Linked DNA regions of Homo sapiens: region 1 is linked to region 2. The links are chromatin contacts, found by Hi-C or POLR2A ChIA-PET in ENCODE. All regions are on one chromosome and are shown on one strand. The core of a region is the stretch at or near the end of the contact, and the rest is flanking DNA. Distances in the headings are between cores, read along the strand shown.

The links. A loop is a pair of places that touch in the nucleus more often than their neighbours do. ChIA-PET counts read pairs that join two places held with the same protein, here RNA polymerase II (POLR2A). Pooled maps may share reads with other maps.
Region 1: a loop to region 2 is called in a pooled map, with 2.1 times the contacts of the local background. The contact joins the enhancer-like site here to the promoter of TANGO6 in region 2. A Hi-C loop is called at or near these places in 2 of 50 pooled maps. POLR2A ChIA-PET finds 5 or more read pairs at or near these places in 4 of 52 experiments (CD8-positive, alpha-beta T cell, GM10248, HEK293 and 1 more).

The regions. Positions count from the first base shown.
Region 1 is chr16:69,088,202-69,090,901 of GRCh38, forward strand. It overlaps a transcript of HAS3 not described here. Among named protein-coding and RNA genes, the nearest start is that of HAS3, 16 kb to the right of the region's middle. RefSeq lists enhancers at 771-1,000, 873-1,750. Within about 2 kb of position 1,375, at least 9 of the 41 ENCODE cell types and tissues checked have a DNase peak (open chromatin) inside an H3K27ac peak, as active enhancers do.
Region 2 is chr16:68,842,088-68,844,870 of GRCh38, forward strand. TANGO6 (transport and golgi organization 6 homolog) reads left to right here and starts at 1,444. Exons shown (of 18, transcript NM_024562.2): 1 at 1,444-1,624. The coding sequence starts at 1,531. RefSeq lists an enhancer at 1,415-1,684.

The sequences.
Region 1 (2,700 bases), core at 125-2,624, 250 kb after region 2:
AACTCTTACCCTCGGGGAGAGTTTATGAGGCAGTGGAGGGAGACAGATAACAAATAAGATAAACAATGTCAAGTGGGGCCGGGCACAGTGGCTCACACCTGTAATCCCAGCAATTTGGGAGGCTGAGGCAGGCGGATCACCTGAGGTCAGGAGTTTGAGACCAGCCTGGCCAACATGGCGAAACCCTGTCTCTACTAAAAATACAAAAATTAGGCAGGTGTGGTTGGGCGCGCCTGTAATCCCAGCTGCTCAGGAGGCTGAGGCGGGAGAATCACTTAAACCCAGGAGGCAGAGGTTGCAGTGAGTGAGACTGTGCTACTGCCCTCCAGCCTGGATGAAGAGCAAGACTCCATCTCAAAAAAAAAAAAAAAAAGAAAAGACAAGAAAAAAAAGTAAAGTGGTGAGAGATGCTATGGAGAAAATAAAGTCAGGAGGGAGGAGCGTGGGAACAGTAAGTTGAGATTTGTTGTTCAGAGGTAGCCTCGCTGAGAAGTTGCTATTTGAATAACGATCAGGTGAATTAATGAGCACTAAAATAATGGGGAAAGAGTGTTCCAGGTAATGGGAACAGCAAGTGCCAAGGCCCAGAGGTAAGAGCAGGTCTCAGGAGGAAGGGGTGCTGAAGTAAGAGGATCGCTTGTGTCCAGGAGTTTGAGGCAGCAGTGAGCTGTGACTGCACCTCTGCACTCCAGCCTGGGCAGCAGAGTGAGACCCTGTCCCCAAAATGGAAAAAATAAAAGAAATGCATATAACCATACCCAGCCAGTTTTTTCCCCTCCATAAAAAGGAAGCAGTGATCCCCAGCCCTTTTCATGCCACCCCCCAACTTGGCCTCGGTGGCTCTGTTGTTTCAGCTCCTCTTCTCTGGTAGCAGCAGTTTCTCCTCTTTGGCTCAAAAAGGAGAGCAAGCGTGTTGATCTACCCTGGGTCCATCCACCTGTTTTGTCTCTTTGTCTGCGAGGGTGACTGAATGAAGTGCTGCCTGCCACCTGACTGTGCCTCTCACCCAACTGTTTGCCGCATTGGAGGGCTGGCTACAACATGTGAAAGTGGATCAATTGATAAGTCGAGAGATGAGTCATCTGACCTGTGCAAAACCAGATAAGCTTCTGCAGTCTTTGCACAGAAATCTAAAATCTCGGCCAGAATTTCTGTGGCAAAGGGAGAGAGTCAGAAACCGGAGCTGTGAGAGGTGCCACATTTCCCTGACTATGAGGGGTCTTCTTCCCCAATACGCCCCTTCCCCCAGCAGCAGCTTTGACCTCAGAGGGCCTGGCTGTGTCCTCAGCAAGCTCTGCAGCTACAGACATGCTGCAGTCACATGCAGCAGCCACACTGCAGTGCGCGGCACCTCTGCCTGCCATGCTCCACTCTGTTGGAACTGAATCACCGCTTGGGGGTTGGGAACCTGTGTTGCTCCTTACAATACCCGGTGCTGCCTCTTTCCTGCAGGCAGAGCTCAGGGCTGTGCTCAGCGCCCTCTGCACAGGCTGGCAAGGTGAGAGGGGAATGCAGACCCCACCTTCGGCCCTGGAAAGCTGAAACATCATTAGGGAGGTCATCCCCTGTTGTCCTCCCCAGTTCTTCATAGGGAGTCCGTAGCTCCACGCTACCAGGCCTCAGTTTTTGTGCCCCTCCTCCAGAGTGCCCTCTGCGGTTCTTTGTAACACAGTGTTGCAAGATCAGTGTTTGCATTTCCTTTATTTTGGAAAGTCATTTTCCATCCATAAGCTTGTCTGATTCTCACAACAATCTTGAAGAACAGGGAGGCAGGCTCTTGACATCCTCCCTTGGTGGGATTTGGCTCCAAGTCTGCTGGGTCGCAGCCAGGAGCCTGTTTACTACATCGGAAGACCCTCCATGAAATGTTTTGAACATCTGTTGAATACAATGGAGCTTCTTCCCACAAAGTGAGTACAGAAGTACAAGCCTTTCAAGCAGAGTAGAGTTTGAGATGCAAACTCAGGTACTCACATATACACATGAATCCCAACACGTGGGGCCCACCAAGAAGGCGTTTGTGCTCCACTGACACATGGTCGGCGCTGCCTACCACCTCCCCCGTGCTGGCCCTCTGCCCTCCAGTCTGAGGAGTGGTACAGCCCGCAGGTACAATGCCTGGCTGCTGTGCGTATTTGTGTACATTTTCAGATGATACGTGATGTGACTTAGAACAAGTTTAATGTATCTGTAGTTTGTAATATGTGCACTTGGCACTTTTTTTTTGGAGACAGTCTCTCTCTGTCACCCAGGCTGGAGTGCAGTGGCACAATCACAGCTCACTGAAATCTCTATTTCTCAGGCTCAGGTGATCCTCCCACCTCAGCCTCCTGAGTAGCTGAAACTACAGACGTGCACCACCACACTGAGCTAATTTTTTTTTTTAGACGGAGTCTTGCTCTGTTGTCCAGGCTGGAGTGCAGTGGTGCAATCTCGGTTCACAGCAACCTCTACCTCCCGGGTTCAAGCAATTCTCCTGCCTCAGCCTCCCGAGTAGCTGGGACTACAGGGGCGTGCTACCACGCCTGGCTAATTTTCGTATTTTTTAAAAAGTAGAGACAGGGTTTCGCCATGTTGCCCAGTCTGGTCTCAAACTCCTGGGCTCAAAAGATCCACCTGCCTCGGCCTCCCAAAGTGCTGGGATTACAGGTGTGAACCACTGTGCCCAGCACGATACATATTAATTCCCTTGACCCTCAC
Region 2 (2,783 bases), core at 194-2,693:
TTGAGGCCAGGAGTTTGAGACAAGTCTGGGCAACATAGAGACTCCATCTCTAAAAAAAAATTTTTAGCGTTTTTCCCTCTCAGGCCCTGCATTCCAAAATGACAAAGAAAAGAAGAAACAAGAGTCATGCCAAAAAGGGTAATAGCTATGCGCAGCTTATTCTCGCCCAAGGACCGGACCATTAAGAAGTTTGTCCTTTGGGCCGGGCGCAGTGGCTCACGCCTGTAATCCCAGCACTTTGGGAGGCCCAGGTGGGCAGGTCACTTGAGGTGAGGAGCTCAAGACCAGCCTAGCCAAGAGGGCGAAACCTTGTCTCCACAAAAAATACAAAAATTAGCCGGGCATGCTGGGGCACTCCAGTAATCCCAGCTACTCGGGGGGCTGAGGCCAGATAATTGTTTCAGCCTGGGAGGCAGAGGTTGCAGTGAGCCGAGATCACGCCACTGAACTCCAGCCTAGGCGACAGAGCGAGACCCCATCTCAAAAAATAAAATAAAAATAAAGGTCCTGCCCTCAAAAACATTGTCCTGTGTCTGCGGCATGACTTTCAGACAACATGGTTTTTCAACGTCCCACCAGGATTTATGTAGGTGAAAACCTGTTTCCGATAATCTGAATCTCAAATCCATTCTGTTTTACATATAAAAACAGTTTGGCGGAGGGCATGGTTTTGATAGACCCTGAATTTTCGAGGAATGCATCAACCATGAAAACAGAACACAGATCGAACTTTTACTGGGAACTTTACTAAGTTCACTGAAAAAAAAAATCATATTACCCATAACAACATTTGTAGCTTTACATTCACGATGGATATATATGCGTGTGTACGTCTGTACTTAGGTTTTGTTTGTTTGTTTGTTTTGAGATGGAGTCTCGCTCTGTCGCCCAGGCTGGAGTGCAGTGGTGTGATCTCGGCTCACTGCAACCTCGACCTCCCAGCTTCGAGCGATTCTCCTGCCTCAGCCTCCCGGGTAGCTGGGACTACAGGCGCCCGCCACCACGCCTGGCTAATTTTTGTATGTTTAGTAGAGACGGGGTTTCACCATATCGGACAGGTTGGTCTCAAACTCCTGACCTTGTGATCTGCCCGCCTCGGCCTCCCAGAGTGCTGCGATTACAGGTGTGAGCCACCGCGCCCAGCCTGAATATTGTTTTTCTTATCCATACTTCACTGTAAGCAGATGGAAGCATCTGTCTGCTTCATTATGTCTGCCAGTGTTGAGTACCTGAGTATTTTCATATTGAAATATAGCTTTAATGATACATTACTTCTCTCTTCCTTCTTTACATAGCGGTTAATCATATTGAGCTTCTGAAATTGTGCGCGTGGGCAGATTAGCCATTTTTGGGTTCCCTCTTACCCCCCGGACTAAGCCGGGACGGAAAAAAAATGTGAAGGGGGCGTTCCCGATCGATTTGGCCCCGCCCCATAGTGTGCCCAGAGCCTTCTGCCACACTTAACATGGCGGCGGCGGCGCCCTGCCGAGGCGCCTGAGCGGGTCGCGAGCGTGGTGTTACACTCCAGTCATGGCGGCCCGACAGGCCGTGGGCAGCGGGGCTCAGGAGACATGCGGTCTGGATCGGATTTTGGAGGCATTGAAGCTGCTGCTGAGCCCGGGAGGTGAGAGGACGCATCTCCGCGCCGGGCTGGACCCGGGACTCTCAGGGCCGCCCGGCTTCCGGGGCTGCCCTGCCTTCCGCAGCGTGCGCCCCTTAGGCCCGCCTCGGGACCCTCCGCCCGCTGCTGGGGGCTTTGAGCATTGTCTATGCCCGTCCTCATTACGTTCTTGAGGAAACTGAGGCTCAAGGAGGGCGCGGGATCCGTTGACTGCTGATATTAGCCAACATCTCTTGAGCATTTGCCTTGTGCTGGGCTCTGTCAGGCGGGGCCGTTATTTCATTCAGTGCTTACTGCAGCGCTCTTGGGAGGGGGATATGGACCCAGCTCCAGAGAGGGTAGGGCGCCCGCGACGTAGAAATGTGAGGTCCTAGCCGCGTGAGGGCGCAGGGGCCAGCATGGACCCTTGAGATTTGTACGAAATGCCAAGAAGTCCAGACATCGGAAGCAGTGACGTTTGAAATGGGTTTGGGGAGAGTATTTAGGGGTTACCAGGCGCTTTTAATCTTTGTGGTGCGTGGACAGTTTCTTCCCAGTCTAAAATCTGAAGGGATATTGGGAGTGGTTGAAGCTGCTACTCCTTTTGCGACTGAGGACACCCAAGGCTCACTGAAGAAATTAAGTAACCTGTCCAAGATCACGTGGTCAAATTAGGGGCAGAACACGGACCTAGGCCCGAGATCTACTGAACCCCCTTCTCAGAATCAGACAAATTGTTCAGTATAGGGGCTCTGATGTTATCTGGAGCTTTTGGAAAGGACGTGGAAGATAGAGCTCTGCTTATCACTGGGGTGTATATTTGGGGGAAGGGATGGGAAGGGATCTGTAGAATTAGCAAGGGCACATGAAAGGCCAAAGGGGATCACCTCCCAGTCTCAGATTTTATACTTAAAACTGCAAAAACTTCTGCAAACATTACACCACACCAGCGGGAAGTGAACACAAGTTACTAATATTAGTAAATGAGTGCCTACTAAGTATCAGTCCCCATAGTAGGCTGTTGACATACACATCATTTAATCCTCATTACGATCCCCTGGGATCGGTACTACTTGTATTCAATTTTTACGGATGAAGGACCAAGGTTCAGGTACATTGGAAATTGCCCAATGTCAGACTAGTAAGTGGCAGAATTTGAATTTAGGTTATTTCCACTAAAAGT